Regions from separate parts of the Mus musculus genome. Here region 1 is linked to region 2. A link is a loop called in an ENCODE intact Hi-C map of the cell type or tissue named here. Cell type or tissue: heart. All regions are shown on one strand. Links, peaks and the distances in the headings refer to the core of each region. The heading gives the core; the rest is flanking DNA.

The links. Hi-C counts contacts between places; a loop is a spot of excess contacts. Peaks named below come from ENCODE experiments on the same cell type or tissue, not always from the same donor. Only the 100,000 strongest peaks of a DNase experiment are listed, where the experiment ranks them.
Region 1: a loop joins it to region 2, with 4 times the contacts of the local background. A loop is called at or near these places in 7 of 42 quality-filtered maps.

What each region holds. Positions count from the first base shown.
Region 1 is chr6:119,942,667-119,952,192 of GRCm38, forward strand. Wnk1 (WNK lysine deficient protein kinase 1) reads right to left here. Exons shown (of 28, transcript NM_001199084.1): 13 at 9,232-9,329; 14 at 8,969-9,131; 15 at 8,349-8,465; 16 at 7,833-8,006; 17 at 7,577-7,634; 18 at 7,342-7,464; 19 at 5,309-6,753; 20 at 3,571-3,654; 21 at 2,035-2,118; 22 at 1,140-1,200. Among named protein-coding and RNA genes, the nearest start is that of Rad52, 45 kb to the left of the region's middle. In heart, for the core only: a CTCF peak has its summit at 4,736; no DNase peak of the experiment used is centred there.
Region 2 is chr6:120,193,306-120,202,831 of GRCm38, forward strand. It overlaps Ninj2 (ninjurin 2), which reads left to right. Exons shown (of 4, transcript NM_016718.2): 2 at 4,598-4,829; 3 at 5,338-5,522; 4 at 6,708-7,033. The coding sequence ends at 5,504. It overlaps B4galnt3 (beta-1,4-N-acetyl-galactosaminyl transferase 3), which reads right to left. Exons shown (of 20, transcript NM_198884.2): 20 at 7,448-9,526. Among named protein-coding and RNA genes, the nearest start is that of Gm25327, 54 kb to the left of the region's middle. In heart, for the core only: CTCF peaks have their summits at 3,756 and 4,879 (motif pointing left); DNase peaks (open chromatin) are centred at 1,826 and 4,886; H3K27me3 peaks cover 276 bases.

The DNA.
Region 1 (9,526 bases), core at 686-8,685, 250 kb before region 2:
AAACTCTGTTCATCTTGGCATTATACAGATGACTACATAGTTGATCAAACCATTTATCAAAATTTCCTATCTTGACACCTGTGATCGAATCAGTGGAGACAGAGGTAGGAGGATCTCTATGAGCTTTTAGGCCAGCCTTGTTAACAAAGTGAGTTCCAGGCAAGTCAGGGCTATGTAGAGACCCTGTCTCCAACAAACTTTACTGGCTTAAAAAACCACCTTTCTCAGACTTTACATGCTTCTCTTCCCTGTTTTGTTTCTGAGACAAGGTCTGACACTGCATCCCACACTGGCTTGCAACTCATGGCAATCCTCCTACCTTAGCTTTCTGAGTTCTGGGATTAGACCTAGTGTTTTCTTATTTGGCACGCCTTGTCACCCCAAACCCTAAGTGATGTAGATTGACCCCAAGGATTTGTGCCTGTAGATTTTATTCCCAGCCCTGAGATAAATATCAGCTTTTATTGTATATATTCAATACATCTAAAATACATCGGAAATCTATACTTTGTTCATTTCTAGACTTTCTGTACTGTTGTACTCATTTCTACTGTTTTTAATGAGAGCCAATTCAGAAGGTAATTGCTTTGAAAATAAAAATTATAATGTCTAAACTGATAAATTTACCTTAAATTTTATCAATAAACAAATGTTATGTACAGGCTCTTCCAGATAAACTATATTTCTATATAGTCAGTGCTACAAATCATTAATAGTTATCTGTAAACTGACTACTCCTAGCCTTTTCCCCGCTTGAGACAGTGTACAGCTATGTAGCTAAGCTTGCTTTAGTTATATTGCTCAGTCTGGTCTTCCACTCAGAATTATCCTGCCTCTGCTGCGACACACCACCACACCTGGGCTTGTAAATTGTTTTTTAATAATAACAATGGATCTAATTTTATAAAATAACACAATGCTTATTACATGTAACTCTTCACCCCAATATAATCATTCAAGACTCATTAGTCCACTAATATTTCCTACTTTAGAAATTACTTAGCAATGTTCTTCAGTCATGAAACATCCTTATATATAAGTCAAAAGTGCAACAATGTGTCCTTTAAGTAGTAAACTGTATTATCATTTACAGGTAGATCTGGGTTCAGTAAAGCAAAAGGAAGAAGGAGGCATCTCACCATCCTTTTGAAGCCGAGTCCCTGCTTCTGTAACTGTTGTTGAAGACATCGTAGACAAAGGCTGCAAAACACATACACAGAGACCACAGACTCTTCAGTTTTCATCATTCTGACAACTTTTGCTACCTTTCATCTATGTAAAATGGACAAAAAATGTAGTGGGGTTTTTTCCCTCTCCTTTTTTCTTTTACAACCTAAAGTTTTGATAAAGAAAGGCAGCTTTTAGGAAAACAAAACAAAACTTCTTTACTATTCTGTTAGTTTTCAGCACAAAAAAATTTAAAATTATTTTTATTCATGTATATGTATACAGGTGCCAGAAGAGGCTAGAAAAATGCATTTGATTCCCTGAAGGTTGAATTACAAGCAGTTGTGAGCTGCTAGAGTTGGGGTGCCAGGAACTGAACTCTGGTCTTTTCCAAGAGCAGCACATGTACTTACTTGTTAAGCCATCTTTTCAGTGCCTCTCACAAGATATTTAAATAGTTTAGCTTAGATACTTATTAGGGAATTTTTTTTTTTTTAAAGCAGGTTTCTCTGTTTAGCCTTGGCTGCCCTGAAACTTTATCTGTAGACCAGGCTGACCTTGAACTCACAGAGATAGGCGTCCACTAGCTGACTGGACCGTAGTTCTAATAAAAATATTGTCATAGAGGATTAACCTTTTCCAAAGCACAAAATCGTAAGCTTGAGCTACAATATAATTTGCTGAGAGGAAAATAAATAAAACAACAAGCATCTCTGATATCTTTTTCCATAGTTACTCTTTTAAATCTGTGTCATTTTGCTGACAAGGACTCTGAATTAAGGTAATAATCACCTAGATGATAGTTTATGCTAGAAGACAATCTTAAGAGGCTTTTTGTTTGTTTTTGATCGCCATTTAAAAACTTACACCAACTGCAGGTGCCACTGTAATAGTCTCTGGACTAAGTGTTCTTCTCAACTGAGCATCAAGATCTTCTAGTGGTTGCTGGGACTAAGCAAAAACAGTACTGTAAGTTGTTTAGCACCTTCAGTGTCACTATATATAGCTAATTATACAGATTACATCATTTTATGCTCTAAATCACATTTGTTCTAATACTGAATATAAAACCAGTATAATGAAGTAATATTATCTATCAAGTTGTCAGTCTATCAATCCTTAGGACAATCCAAGTACATTTATGCTTTTGTAGTTTCAGAATCATTCTATCTTCTATGTTTAATGTTAGTGACTTTACTGGTTTCTCTATGAAAATACATTCTGGAAAGTATATCAGAATCTATTGTTAAATTATATACCCACATTCATATGTTAACTTGTGGCATGTTACTTATCCTATCATGTTCAAATGAAAATTAGGATCAAATAAGTAGGGATAAATGCATAACGGGCTTCTCATGTAAGCAATCTGTCATGCTTTTCTTAAACATAATTTAAGAAAGAATTACAAATATCATTTCAAATTTATTTGTTGTTTTCATTTCAGAACTTTTTTCATGTTTACAATGGGCTCAGAACTGCTTTCTTGATGAGAATGCAATTAAATGCAGTGGTAATGGTAGTAGGAAAAAAGAGTAACTTAAATATTGTTAAGTATGACCATGCCGTACTTCAACCATTTCACTAGTGAAAAAAAATGGTAAACACCAGAGGAAAGCTGTACCAGTTACCATGTGGTTTCCTCTCTTCTCCCTCTGGGAATGGCCAGCTGTTCTCATACCTACATTCTTTTTCTTGACCTACCCAAGTGGTAAAATTATTTTTCTACAAGGCCTGGTTCATGGGTTCCTTTCTTTCTTAAAACATAGTGAACAGAGTTTTAAGGAAGAGTGAGGAAGAACTCTTGATGTTCTTCTTCTTCCTCGGGGGAGGGGGTTCTAAAGATTTCAAGAATGCAGACTTATGGGTCGTTTTTTTTCTGATTCAGGAACAAAGAGTGAAATATGTACAACTTTTATTTCTACAATGGCTTAGAAGCTCAGCTTTACTTTTTTTTTTCTCTTTTTAAGTTTCATTTTATTTGTGTGTCTGTGGTGCTGTGGTGGGCCACACTTATATACACTGTGTGTGTAGAAGCTTGAGTGTCTTCTTTGATTGCTTTCTACCTTATATAGAGGCAGGGTGTCTCATTTTAATCCAGAGCTCACCATCTGACTAGTATAGCCAGATACAGTTTATTATTAACTTCTTTGTTTGAGGCAGGGTCTTACTATGTAGCCCTGGATGGCCTGAAACTAACACACCACCTTAAACGTTGGGATTAAAGGCAAGTGCCACCATGCCAGGCCTGCCAAGAAAAGTTTACAAGAATGTTATTACTAATTCATAGCCAGAATGATCTAGAAGCCAAGATAAATAACACAATGGAGAATTTACACAAATTTGGTGAAGAAAAGCAGGGGCTTTTCTGGTGAAGAAAATAATTTATTAAGTTACTGGCACCTGAATTAGAGAAGGTCCAGGAAAAGGTGGCAGCTGCTCACAGGGTACAGTACCGGCTGAAAGTTCAGTACCCACTGGTGGCACCTATAATAATGAAGGAAAATTCAAGTCTATGAGCTACCATTGGTAAAAAATATATACTAAGAAAAAATTAATTTAAAAGCAGAACGATACTAAAATGTGTCTACTTATAGCATTTAAATTACACTTTTCAGTCTGTTTTAAAGGACAACATACCAAAGACACTAGTATGACAGTTACAATCAAACAACTATGAAACAAATGATAAAATGCAATGAGAAGGGAAACAAAAAGAACAAAATTTTTAAGTAGACAGATAAGAGTACAGTTAGGGGCTGAAGAGACAGCTCAGCAGTTAAGAGCACTAGCTGCTCTTATAGAGAACCCAAGTTTTGTTCCCAGAATCAACATTGTGGCTCAAAACTCCAGTTCTAGGGGATTTGATGCCCTTTTCTGACTTTGTTGGGCACCAGGCATCAAGTGCCAAAAAAAGAGCCACCAACAAATTTTTGAAGTTGCTCATATGAGATAAATAAGACATTTCAAAGAAAACAAGCAGATTTAGAAATAAACAAAGGTCATGACTGATAACAAAGGCATAAAATTATATTATTCTATTGGCACAGAAAGAGGATGAAGATATCAGAATGAGAGGACATCTGCAACAGCACAATTAAATAGTTTCTGTTTATTGGATTTCTAGAATGCTATTATTTCCTCTTTCATTTTCAATCACTTTTATCAACTTCCAACTTTATTTATTGTTTACGAGTACACTGTCACTCTCTTCAGACACACCAGAAGAGGGCATCAGACCCCATTACAGATGGCTATGAGCCAACACGTGGTTCTAGGAATCGAACTCAGGACCTCTAGAAGTTAACTGCTTAGCCATCTCTCCAGCCCAACTTCAACTTTTTATTAACTCCCAATTTTTATCAAAGGAATCTACAATAAGGAATATTCATTCTCAACTAAAAGATGATAAAATATTCCTTTATTGGTCAATACATTTTGCTCCTTTTTGGGATGTAGAATTCTTTAATATCTACCAATCCCGTAGAAATAACCTGTCCTTTTCAACAGACTTATATTGTTAAACTATTTATATCTATGCATGTCTTTGTGGGAGTATGAGCATTCTGAATGCAGTTGCCTGCAGAGGCCAGGAGAGGTCAGATCCAGAGGTTGTTATTAAGTCTTCTGCACATGGCTTCTGGGAACCAAATTTGGGTTATTTGAAAGAGCAGTGTTCTTAAATGCTGAGCCCTTGGTTTTTTTTCTTTTCTTTCCTATTTCTTTATTTAGAGACAAAGCCCTATTCTATAGCCAAGACTGGCCTGTAACTCATTGTAGTGCCCAGGCTTTCCTGTAACTTGTAACTACCTTCTGTCTTCAAGTGTTGGGGTAATAGACATGAGGCATAAGACCCAGGGAAAAACCTGTATTTTACTTGACCATTATTTATTTTACCTGATAATTCTACATTCTAAGAAAACTGTTCAATATAACCTAAAAATCTAGCCACATTCCAAACTAAGAGAACATTCTTGTGTTACCTATACTTAGATCCTAAAACTGTTGTCACTTTAAGACTGAGAGACGAGTTTATATGCCAGGCACCTTCATAACTTGCAAGACTCAGCTGAAAACATGTAATTATTGAGAGGAAAGAAAAGTAATCATATTTATTTAGTCATTGTATGATGACTCTTACCACAGTCTTAGTTGGCTTTGGGGGAGTTGTTCCAGGTTTTACTCCTGTTGCAGTGCCGACTGGGGCTGAAGCGTGTGTGCCTGGGGTAGAAACCTGCCCAGGTGTGCCTACTGGCATAACTGGCATGCCAGCTGCTCCTAATGGTAAACTGGTTGGTGGTAAGCAAGTACTTGTAGTGGAAGTCATGAGTTTACTTGGTGCTACAGCAGTGGTAGTGATGCCCGGTGTGACAGTCGTCTCTACTACTAAAGGTGTCTCTAGGGAGACAGAAGCATGCTGAGTTCCAGATGAGCTGTGTTCACTAAAGAGAGATCTCAGCTTTTCCTCCAGAGTCTTTATATCATCAATCCCAGGAGCTTTGGATTGGGTATCAGCATCCATTTCAGGACAGTGTGTGTGAGGCTGGTTGGGAAGCAGAGCTGGTTGAGGCTGACTGTGAATGAGTGTTTGCTGTACAGCAGGCACATTAACAACAGGTTGTACCAAGGGTGGGATATTAGGTACTTGGGGTAATAAAGGTGTAGAAGTAGGTACTACTGGTTGGGGGAGGCCAGGTGTAGAAACTACAGCTGATGAGATGACCAAAGGATGAACCATACCAGGCTGAGAAACAGAAGTAGACACAGCTGTTCCAGAGGAGGAGGAAGAGGATGGCGCACAAAAGGACAAACCCAATCCTGCTGTACTACTGTGAGATGCCTTGTCTAGTGAGTGTGCACTAACCACCATTGTTTCAGCTAGAGTAGGAGCAGAGGTGCTGCTACTAAGTGGAAGGGATGGCTGTGAAGCCATGCCTGGGAATGGAGTGGTGGTAGAGACTGATGTCACTATGGCAACCCCAGCAGTATTGCTTGCTACCTGTTGCAATAATACAGTTGGAGGCTTAGCATCTGGGGCCACCACACTACCCATTGTAGTAGCTGTAGTTGTAGAAAATGTTCCAGGAGGAAAACTGCCTGTACTTGAAGCAATGCTCCCAGATGTGGAAGCCTGAACTGGCTGGGATGGTGTGGACACAGTGACAACTGCAGGTACTGTAGAACTTGAAACCGCACTGGAAGATGTTGGTGACTCAGACACAGACATTGTGGTGAGACCACCTGAAGCTACCACACCTGTGCTGGTAGTGGTAACTCCCACGATGCCTTTTTCAGTGGGCAGTGCAGTCTCAGACTGCATCACTGATGTGGAAATGTCATTAAGAGGACTGCTTGTTATAGGGACTGATACTGACGGTGTGGATGCTGCTACAGTTTGGACACCAGCAATGCTAGCCAAAAAGGGAGAAAATGTTGGTCCCGCCATGTGATTAAAATTTGGAGGTGCTGTATTGGGTCCTTCAGTCATCTGACCATGTTTCAGTTCAGAAAAAGCCTGCTGGAGACTGAGGGATGAAGCAGAGTGAGATAAGTTCATTCCAGGGGCCTGAGATGTAGAGGCCACAACTAGAAAGGAAAACAAAAATAAAGAAATTAGCCTATATATACACATGGATTAAAAAAGAGAGTTTTTGAAGAACCATTATTGGATTATCAACAATGCTACACATCAGTAAGACTCCCAAGGAAACAGCATGCAGTAAAACAGTAAAGGAGCAGTTTACCCTAGTAAGGCAGCTTATGAGTACATAATCTTGAAAACCATCAAACATAAGACTAACCTGAAAAAAAAATTTACCTCTAAATACAGAAACACACTACTGTATAGGTTGTTTAGCACACCTGGTCCTTCATGGTCTGCAGTCTTTCTCTTATTTCTCTTTTCTATTTTTTCTTTTTTGGAGACAAAGTGTCACTCAGCCACCCAGGCTGACCTCCTGATCATCCCCCTTCTCTCTGTCTCCTGAGCAATGAAATCACGTGCATGTGTCATGTCCAACTACATTCTCTATTATAATTCATTTCCTTCTTCTGTGTGACTTTATTACTTTTAATTTTCTACTTTTGATTTGATCATTAATTATTGCTTGATCAAGCTTCCACCATATCAGAGATGCTGTAAGATTTACTAAAGCATGGCTGAATCATTCTTACCTGGATCTGATATGTCACTGGTGAAAACTTTTGATTCTCGTAACCTACTTTCAGGTACAGGACTCACTATAAACCGTCTTCCAGCAGAATGAACAACTTGCGTTAAAGAACTGGTAGGAACACCTGAACAAAACAAATCATTGAAATTCATATATATTGTTATATATGAATAAACCCTTGAGAGTTCGTTATTAGCACATACAACTCCTTGTCAAATAAAAAAAGAAAAGCTTACCTATTTGTTGTGGCATGGAAGATACAGCAATTGGTTGCTTGAACTCTCCTTCTAATTTCTACAATAAGCAAAAGTAAAACTCTTCTCAAATGCAACCTCCATGATTATGCAAAGCATATTGTCATTTGATGAGAACATAAATGTTCATTCTCAGACACAAGGGCATTATTTTATCAGTGGATATTCTGTTTGGCAGATTAAGCAGTACAGAACTATTTTAAATAAACAGAACTAACTAAAAGTATGGTGAACCTACCTGAGAACCTGGGAAGCCATAGTCATCCTTTCCTTGCAGACTCTCCAATCCCTGGTCACCCTCAGGCTCCACACTGACATCCTCACTTAACATTTCATCAGCCTTTTCAATAATTTCCCGCACTTGAGCCACAAAAGACTCTCTCTCTATTGCTAGAATAAAGTCATTGTTCACCTATAAGAAACGTGATATCAATCTTATTAGTACTTTTTTAAGCTTTAAGTCATTCAATTACCATTTTATTTTTATGACTTTAGTCTGTACATCAGCTGTACTATGTACTTGGTATTTAAAATACTACTTTCCTTTATAAGACCCTGAACATATACACAGCTACATCTTAGACAAAAGCCATCTCTAAATCATAGAATCATGGTTGGGTATGCTAGTTTTAGAACATGAATTAAAATTTATTGTCAGAATGAAAGTGGATGACAAAATAATGCATGGTTGCCTAGAACATGTATTTAAGACCAAATACTATGGGAAAATGTGGAATTCCAAATGGAGGCATACCATAATTGTTGCTATCTCTTCAGGGTTGTCACCATCTAGGTCAAATTTAAATGTAACCATCTTCCGATTATGAGTCTCTAATTGACATTCTACTACTCGGTCTCCTTTATTTGAAACCTAAAAAGAAAAAAGTAATTCATATTCTGACTTATTACAGACTTCGGGAAGTCATCTTGAAATTCCTTGAGTGTGTGTGTGTGTGTATGTGTGTGTTTGAGACAGGGTTTCTCTGTGTAGTTGTCTTGAACTCAGATATCTGCCTACCTCTGCCTGTCAAGTGCTAGGATTAAAGGTGTGTGCCACCACCCTTGACCATCCCTTAAATTTTAAATTGGCTAAAGAAATATGTGAGAAGATCTTGAGCTCTTTTCAACTTCCATTAGCAAAAGCATCTAGTCTGTTTTTCTACTAGTTAAAACTCTAGAGCTAGGTGCAACAACAAAATGAAATGTGATACTCAATAGAAGAAATTGTGTAATTAAATAAAAAGTTGCTATGAAATTATATATAAAGATGAGTTATCTTTATTTTAACAAAGTGAGTGGTTTAGATTTCATGATTTCTAAAATTAAAAGTGCTAAATTCTTTAAGCAATACAATGGTCACAAATCAATATTTACATTTAAAATCCTCAGTTTTGGGCGAGAAGTCTTTTCATGCCGAGAGCGACTTCTTACGGATTTTCTATAATGCCGTTTTGTTGTCCTCCCTTCATGCCTCCCGCTGGATGATGGAGCATTCTCATTGCCATCACTCATACCAGAAGCAACGTCTGAATGTGCACTTTGAGGGGGAAAATCGTGTATAATAAGATTCAAAGGCATATTATTCTGAAGTTTCATATTCCTGCCTACTACTCAAAAGAGTGTTTTAGTTTACTTACCTGTCTGCAGAGGTAACCAATGGAACAGGCTGAGTAGGTTGTGACTGTGTTATTGGAGTTTGTTCTGGAGGAGCAGCCTGAGAGACTCCCTGAGTACTCTGTAGATTGAAAGGGTAATTCAAATTTTGGCATTTATACATATATATATTTAAATATGAAATAACCATCCACCAATTGCTTATGTTCCCTTTCTTTTTTGTTACCCCGCTATAATTCCTAGAAGCAATGAAGCTACTAGTAATTCTTAATATTCAACATCTAAAAACAGTGTGCTTACATTTTGAGAGTTTCCAAA
Region 2 (9,526 bases), core at 1,120-9,119:
TGGTGGGGCACTTCCTTGGGACTGAAATATCACTCTGACACCTAGTTCCCAAGCAGCTTCTTTGAACCTCGCACGCCACCCTGTGGACACAGGAGAACTGGCCTTCGGGAGAATAGCAGAGCTTCAAGCAAAATGAAAGCGAGACCTGAATTCTGAGAGGTCCACACCTTCTAAACCCACAGTTATCCCACATCCTCTGCAAAACAGGCTCTTAAAGCAACAGCAACAAAAGGTAGAGAAGCTGGAGGTGGGACTCGGTAGCAGAATGAATGGTGTGCATGTGTGAAGGCCTGGTAACACACACACACACACACACACACACACACACACACACACACACACGAGGCAAGCATGAGAGAGAGGGGATTAAAGTTGAGATTATGATACTTTTTTGTAGAAATTTGGAATGATGTTTCCCAGCATCTCCTGCTCTTCCAGGACTCCTTAACCCCCCAAGCCCCACCTACAGCCAATGTTAAACACCTGGCTAGAGGTTTGAGTTAAGGCTCTGCCCCTGAAAGTTTTTAGAGACAGCCAGTCTATCAACTCTCAAACCAGGTGTGAGCTGCTTTTGGAAGGAGGGGCAAAGTCCTGAAGGATGGTAAGGAAGGGCTTGAGAGGGGATGGGAAACAGCTCAAAGGTGGGGGGTTGGGAGATTGGGGAGTGGGGATTGGGGGGGCAGCCCATTGGAAAATGTTATCAAGTGAGCCATCTGTTGGTGTTCTCAGAGTGATTCAGACCAGGCCTTAAGCAAATGAGCCAGGGCCTTGGCCTATAGCCTTGGGTCGGATGTAACCATTGGCCTTCCCATGGAGTCTGGAAGAGGGTACTAGATCCCCCTAGATCTGAAGTTAGAGGTGGCTGAGAGCCACCTGTGTTGGCTGTGTCTTCGGTAAGAGCAGCAAGTGCTCTTAACAGTTAGAAGCATATCTCCACCTCTGGAGTTCAGCTTTTTCATTTTCATTTTTTAGTTCTGGGAGCTCGACTTGACTTTATCGTTCTCTAAATATGAATTTTGTAAAGTAGTTTATAATTAAGACATCCATTTGTCAAGGATTTCTAGCTTTGAAACAACTCTCGACACAGCGTTACAGCCTTGGAGTTTCCCGGTCCTTCCCCAGTCAGCTTCTAGCGGTTTTAGTTATTGATACAATGTTGTCAGCCCGGCCTACAAAGCTAATCTCCTCGTGAGATCACAGCACAGGAAGGGAGAGAGGAGCATGCTGTCAGGCAGAAACAAAGGCTCCCTCCTCATCCCAAGAAGCCAGCAATCCAAGGCGGTGGGGTGGTCGCTGTTCTAGCTCAGGGCTTCTGAGAGGCTTTCCCTCGCCCCAGGCCTTGTTGTCTAACAGTTGTGTGTAGGGTGCTATTTTAACCCCTAGGCGATGACTTCAAACAATGCCACTCTCTCTGTTCTCATTTAGCTCAGGGAAAGGATAAATGTTCTATTTTCACTAGGGCCACCCAAGTGTGTTCAATTAAAACACATTTGAACCTTGTATAGATTAATTAAAATTGTGCGGCTAGGGGAAAGTGTATCCTTGTGGAGGTCAGAGTTCAAAGCCGGGTGTTTTCCACAATCACTCTTCATTTTGAGACAGTCTCTCACCAGACCCGGTGTTCCCAGACTGACGGAGATTGGCTGCAGACTCCAGAATCCACCCATCTCTGCTCCCCAGTGCCTGGCGAGCATAACAGTGTGAACTTGGGTCTTCACTTTTGCAGTTCCCCAAGCTTCACTTGATCCTCCTGTCTCTCTCTACCGCTGGAGAAGGCCAGTGGGAGACTGGGAGTGAGTCCCTGGGACGGCCCTTCTTCCTGGCTGCCTGCCTACCAGGGACTCTAACTCCTCCAACAGGCCACCTGCTGATGGACTGGCCCAACCAGTTCCAGACCAGATTGGCACGGGCTACTCAACAGTCGCCGGCAATTCAAGCCCTCCTTCTTTAAACTGGCCAATCCTAAATTGGAGGAGGAAAACTTTTTAGCGAATCTAAAACCTGCAGCTCTCAAGAAGAGATTGGATTTTTTTTTTCTTTTCCTTTTAGCCCCAGTTTGCTTTTGGGGGTGGGAAATCTCTTTCTCCGGGTGTCTGCTTTGTGTGTGTGTGTGTGTGTGTGTGTGTGTGTTTCTTTGCCTTCAAGAAATGACTTTCTGCAACTGCAGATTGTCTGCTGCTGTGGTGGTTGAGACGTCTCCCCTGCTCGCCGTTGTGCTCGGGGTTTGTCCTGCCTTTCAATTCTTTAACTGGCTGAGAAGACACAACAGTCAAGACCCCTCGTCTGTAGATTATTAGGATTACAAGTGTGTGTCACCAGCAGCCACTTGTGTTGTCCTGGGGGATCAAATCCAGGGCTCTATGCTAAGCATCCTACCAAGTGGACCACACTAGAGCCTCCAGTCTGATTTTGATGGTCATGACCAGGGCCCAATGTGAGCAGCTTGTATCCCAGCGGGTGGAGCACAGGGGTGAGTGGTGACTGTCTCTTCTAACTCACCCAGCCTCACTTCTTCCTGGTGGGCATGCTCCATCTACATTTAATAAGGAGTCCCTGTGAATCTTCAATCTCATCCCCTAGCCAAGGTTACACCTGACTTCCCCATCTCCTCTGCATTCCTATCCTACCTAAAGCTGGAGTGCACACTTCAGCTCAGAGGCTGAGGCCAGAAGATGGCGAATTTGAACTGTGCCTGGACTATACATGAGACCCTGTCTTTAAATATATGTGTGTGTGTGTAGTAAAACCAAAGCAGAAAAAAACCAAAACAAACAATTTCAAGAGAGCCTACACATGAGCCACCATGTTCAACTCCAAAACGACTGTTAGGCTATCTTGGGTATATTTATTAGTGTCTATTTTAAATTTTTCACTTACCACCCTTGTGTGTCCATCACACATGGCATGGCACACGTGTGGGTGTCGGGATGACACATGTGTGGGTGTCAGGGCAGTTTTGAGGAGTGGGTTGTTCCTTTCACCTCCAGTTCCACGCATCAAGCTCAAGTCCTCAGGTTTGGGCAGCAAGCATGAGTGCCTGTTGAGCCATCTAGCCAGTCCCATCTATTCTGAGACACGATGTAGCCCAGGCTGGCCTTATATTCGTGGTGATTGTCCTGGCTCTGTTTTTCCAATACTGTGATTTCAGATGTTACTACCACAACTGGCTTCCTTTAAAGCCCTGATTCTGATTAAACAGGCCCTTCCGTCTCAAAAGGCCTAGGTATAATTAACTACCTGAGCCTTGTGAAGATGTGAAGGGATGTGGAGAACCTATTAGAGTTATGCATGCTGAGTAAAAGAGACACCCAAACTCCCTAAAACTTATTTCTCTCATCCACCCACCACCTATCCATTCATCCATCCATCCCAGTCTATAGACCTACCCGCCCACAGTTTACCTATATCTCTGCATCCACCCACTCAGTGACCTCTCTATTCACAGCCCACCCACCCACCCACACCACACCCTGGAGACTGACTTTAGGCTGTCAGACTTTACAGCAAGCACTTTTACTCACTGAGCCACCTCATAGGCCCTTGTGTTTTGAGACAGGGTCTTGTGTAGCTCAGGCTGGCCTCAAATACCTGCTCCTCTCTCACCTCTGCCTCCTTGGCCTTCCTATTCTAGGATTACAGGTGGCCACCACCATGCCCTGTGAGACCACAGCATGTAGAGTCTTCCTGCTTCTGCCTCTTCTAGCTCCATCTGCTCCAAGCACTCTTGAGCGACTACAAAGGTCTTGCAGCGCCCCCTCTGGGATATTAGAATTAGTGAGAACAAGAACTTGCTTTTATATCTCAAAAGTAATTTTATTTAGCAGGGCAGTGGGGGTGCATGCCTTTAATCCCATCACTTAGGGTTAGGGTGAGGCAGGTGAATCTCTGAGTTCAAGGCCAGCCTCATCTACAAAGGGAGATCTAGGATAGCCAAGGCTATACAGAGAAACTCTGCCCTGGAAAACAAAAACAAACCAAATTATTTTAAAATAATTTAAAATATTAATTTGTTTCAGCAATGGCAGGAATCGAAACTATAGCCCAGGGCATGCTGGGAAGCACTATACACCGAGATACATCTCTAGTCTTCCCAAACAATTTTTAAAGTTAAGACCTTTCAACTGCTATGCATTGCTGTGTAGACGTGTTTTTCTAATAGCCCATGGTCCTTTATATGGGGGAGTGGGAAGGAAGCTCTAGGACTCCTGACCCAGGTACTGGCTAAGGTGGGGCTGGCCATGCTGGAGGAAGTGTTTTTTCCATTTCAGCCAGGTCTCAGATCTCCTTCTGTTGTCTGTCTTCATCTGATGACGTGAAGGTGTACGGCAATAGTGAAACAGATTCTGTCATGTTGCATTAGTTAGTTCAGAGCTTAGTGGTCCACAGAGGTTCCATCCACCAATCCATTCAACCAACAGTACACCCACTATCACCTCCACATCCTCCCAACCTTTCATTGGTTTCAGGTCATTAGCTGAGCAGGGAGGCTGTCACTGTCACCCAAGAGGACATTTCATCGCCTTTGGGGAGGGTATTAAAACCCCTGTATTCTTCCCAGTCCCTTCCAGCCCTTTTACCAGATTCTCTTCTCTTATAGCACAGGCACTCCATGCGCGGAGGGAACCAGCGCATAGACCTGAACTTTTATGCCACCAAGAAGAGTGTGGCAGAGAGCATGCTAGACGTGGCGCTCTTTATGTCCAATGCCATGCGGCTGAAATCAGTGCTGCAGCAAGGGCCATTCGCGGAGTACTACACCACCCTAGTCACCCTCATCATTGTCTCTCTGCTCCTGCAAGTGGTCATTAGCCTCCTTCTTGTGTTCATCGGTAAGGAGCCCAGCCTGGAGTCAGGCTTTCTGCCTTGGCGCCCCCTGGTGGTAGGAAAGGTCCCTGCATCATATGTGAAACTTCCCAGCCACCTGCTAACAGAGGGGTTACACATCTACGCCTAGGTAACAGATCCTACACTAAGGGCACCCCCAGTCCTATCTCCTCATATCCCATGGGTGGGCACTTCTCGGCAGCTGATAAATGACTGACCCTACTAGCTAGTGACAATTTCTTGTGTCCATTGTATTGGAAGTACACCTTCCCTCGTAGACGTTTTTGCATCCCAATGTCCATTCTATGAATCATCCAGTAGATGTTTCATGTGCTAGAAGACTCAAACACACTTCAGTCCAGTGACTTCATTTCTTCCTGATCGGTCTCCAAAGCCAGGTTGTCTCCAAATTCATGGGTGGGGAGAGGGAAGCTCCAGGCTTTGGCCCTGTTAGATTGACCCTTACCCACCCACCATCCACCACCACTCACCCTGATCTCCTTGTCTCCACAGCCATCCTGAACCTGAATGAGGTAGAGAACCAGAGGCATTTAAATAAGCTCAACAATGCTGCCACCATCTTGGTCTTCATAACCGTGGTCATCAACATTTTTATCACTGCTTTCGGAGCACACCATGCAGCCTCCATGGCTGCCAGGACCTCCAGCAATCCTATTTGATGACTACCTAGGTCCCAGGTGAATGAGGCAGAGGCCCAGAGGACCTCAGATCCAAGGGCTCATCAATGACTTTCTCGGTCTCTGGAGGTCAGAGTACGAGGGCTCTCTTTCCGTCCTCCCACCACCACACACACACCAAGGGGGAAGGTCTATAGTCCCATAGGCAAGGGAGTCCTTGAAGAGCTGACAGGCCTCCCAAAGTACACACACCATGGGGGATGGGATACATGTGTAAATCTCCCACAATGCATGTACCATGGATGCTGTATTGCATGCATGAGTCATGGATGTATCTGCACCTTGAATGCTAGGTTATAGGTTCGAGCCTATACACGCACACTGACTGTTGGTATACAAATGTCAGCCTCCAACAGAATCTTCACAGTTGGTGCTTGTTTATAAGCATGCCTCCCCCAACTCTCAAGTACACACACCATGAGGGCTGGCAAGCTGGTTTCAGGCTCCAACCAGGGTATTCAGAGAGTGCTGGCTTAAAGCACGGGCCTCACACAGGACATGCACCATGAGCGATGTGTTACAGGCATGAGCTTCCCACCGTACATCCACAAGCTCTGGTGTGAAGGGATGGGCCTGCCACGGCAAATAAATCATGAGGGATACAGGAGTCGGCCTTCCTCACTCTGTGCACCATAAGGGCTGGGTTATAGGGACAAGCCTCCCACAGTCAGTACACATAGCATGAGGGGGACTTAGTGAAACCTGCCCCTGAGACCTTTGCTCTGAAGGGGTGACTATCCTTCATTTCTTTTGCTGTTTGCTTTCAGGCAGTGTTTCTTGTAACCCATGCTAGACCTAAGCTTCCTGTGTAACTAAAGATGACAGGTGTGCCACACCCAGCTGGTTTTTAGGCAGACCCCACCCCCAGCTTGGGATGGAACGGAGGGCCTGTGTGGTTAGTGTCTGTTGTGGCCTGTTGGCAAGAAAAAGATGGGGCTGTGGTGTCTACTTGATGCTGCCTAACAGCACAGTAGTCAGGCATTGCTTGGTCCCCTACTATGGCAGATGAGCCAACAACAGCATCCATAATGCTCCCCCTAGGAGCAGCCTGGAAACTGCACTTCAGGGCGCCTGAATGACTCCATTCTTTACTTACATCAGCATGCGGACTGGGTGTAAATCCAGCCCAGGAGGAGCCTCATCTGGCCCCGCCCCTGCATTACCTTTTGTCTGTTTTCCCTGCAGGAGCTGGGTCTAGAGCCACTTCAGCCTTTGTCCCTGACTTGTCAGGATAACTAGCATTTCCCACAGCCTCCAGGAGAGCTTCAAGGGCTACGAAGAAACCCCTGCCTCTTGTCCACAGCACCAGAATTAAAGTGGGCCTCTTTCCTGGGTGACGTAATTGCACTTTGGTCTGGAGGCCCGAGCTGCTTCCAGCAGCAGTAACTCGGTCTGTTAAGGCAGCTCCTGCACAGCCTGCACACTCTGCACTGCCTTCTTTTCCTGTGCTCCAGGCCTCAATGTTCCCTTTCTGCAAAATGGAATCTATCTATAAAGATATCTGAAAATTCACCGAGTTAGTCTTGCTGTCTTCAGTCCAATGGGTTCTAAATCAGGCTGGTGCGTGGATACCTCATCATCTTCGTCCTCAAAAAGGCTTATTGTCGTCTGTATGGTGACAGAGGTCACTGAGTTCTGGATTGACGAATGCACACATAGCCTTTTAAAGAATCTACTATAAACATACTCCACTTTTCACACTAATGATGTCTGGTGTCTCTTAGGTGTGTTCTAATAATACAAATGTTTGGGGCCGGAGAGATGACTCAGCAGTTAAGAGCACTGACTGCTCTTCCAGAGGTCCTGAGCTAAACTCCCAGCAACCACATGGTGGTTCACAACCATCTATAATGGGACCCAATGCCCTCTTCTGGCATGCATATGTTACATGCAGACAGAGCATTAATGTACATGAAACACATTAATCTTTTTAAAAATAATTTATTTTCATCTTATGTTCATTGGTGTTTTGCTTGCATGAATGTCTGTGTGAAGGTGTCAGGTCTCCTGGAACTGGAGTTACAGACAATTGTGAGTCACCAGGTGGGTGCTGAGAATTGAGCCTGGGCTCCCTGGGAGAGTTGTTGATCTCAGCCACTGAGCCATCTCTCCAGCTCTGAAACACATACATCTTAACAACAACAAAAATACAGATTTTCACTGGTGGGAAGGTTAGTGAGCAAAAGCCCTTGCTGCCAAGCCGGAGGAACCCCATATGATGTGAAGGGAGGAGAACGGATCACTGAAAGCTGCCCTCTGACACCACCCTGCACTGTGGCATACATACACCACATACATTCTAAATGATTACATTTTTCTTTTTCTTTTTTTGAGACAGGGTCACACCATGTAATTCTGGTTGGCCTGGAACTCACTATGTAGACCAAGCTAGATTCAAACCCCAAACCCACAGTTTCACCTGCCTCTGCCTCTGGAGTGCTGAGATGAAAGGCATGCACCACTAAACATGGCTAAAAGCATTTAAGAAAAAAGGGGAGGTGGGGGGAGAAGTAGAGAGACAGCCGAGTAGTTAAGAGCACCGGCTGCTCTGCCAGAAGTTCTGGGTTCAAATCCCAGCACCCACCTGGTGACCTACAAACACCTGTAACGCCAGTTCCAGGGAATCTAATGCCCTCTTCTGGCCTCTCTGGGCACTAGGCACACAGGTGGCACACAGACACGCAGGCAAAACACCCATATACATAAATTCTTGAAAAATTTTTGCCTAGGTCAAACATAACTAGGGAGGCCAACTCACACTTGCGAAGCCTTAGTAGGGCATCTTCAACTCACACAGAAAAGATTTTCTTATGTTTATCTATTAGCCTAGGCTGACATGCTCTCCTGACGTTTCTGTGTTAGCATCCCAAGTGCTGGGATTACAGCTGCACGGTTCTAGCTTGTCTTCCTCACTAGGACGGGGGTGGGGGACTTTCTAGTTGAGACCACAACCTGGGCTGCTGAGACTAATAGACTCGGGACACTGCTGTGCCCTTCCCAAGCACAGCACAGAAAATGTCCCTTCTGCTGGCAAGCACTGAACCAGGAGTCAAGTCAGAAGGGAGGGGATGGATGGTCCTTAGCGTGTCCTTGAGCAGACAGCTGAGGGACATGAATGGCTTAGGAACACCCCTGGCTCTTCCACCCAACCCTTTCCTACCTTGATTGGGCAAGAAGGAAACAGCCGCTTGTTTTCTAAGATGCTGACTTTAATGCCCTCCTCCCTCTCCCCACCCACGGCACTTTCCTCTCTCTTAAGGCAGATGGTAAGGAGGTAACAGATGTCAGACACAAGGCACTAGACCTGGGAGGGAGGAGGCAAGCAGGGTGGGGAGGCCCAGGGGGATTCTAGTCCTTAGGACAGAACAGGAGGGCTGCAGCCACCGGCTCTGGCCTTCGAGCACAGGGCCCAAAGTTTCTGGTTTCAGAGAGAAGCCCGGCGCTCCAGCTGTTCTGCTGCAGCCTTAGCCTGCTTCCTGTGCACCTTTTCTAAAGGGCAGAGGGCCTGAGCAGGCAGGAGAAAAAGCTGCAGCCCAGAAACAGACGGCCCTGCCCTTCGGATAGCTTCAAAGAAAGGCCCGGTGGGTTCCCAGAGGGCCCCACCTTGGATGTGCCAAGCTCTGCTCCTGGCACTCAGAGCCCACCACGTGGGTCCTGCAACTCCAGATGCGGCCCTCTTGATTCACAGCATAGTGGTCACGCTCTGCAAAGTGGCCCTGCTGCATACCCACCAGCCATTTCTCACAGCAGAAAGATGGTGCCCTGACCCTCACCATCCCCCTTCACAGACTGAGCTTAATTAATGCCCAGCATTCAATGCACCACTGGTGAAGCAGCTGCAGCAGAGCGTCTCCAGCCAGAGAGGACCGGGATTATTAGTACAGCTAAGTACGCGCCATCAGGTGGACAGAAGGGGTTGCAGGCTGCTTCTTCTCAGAACTTAGCCATTTTCCAGCTTTTCCTGCCCCTGTTCTTGTCTGTCCCATACCTTGCCCTGCCCTTTA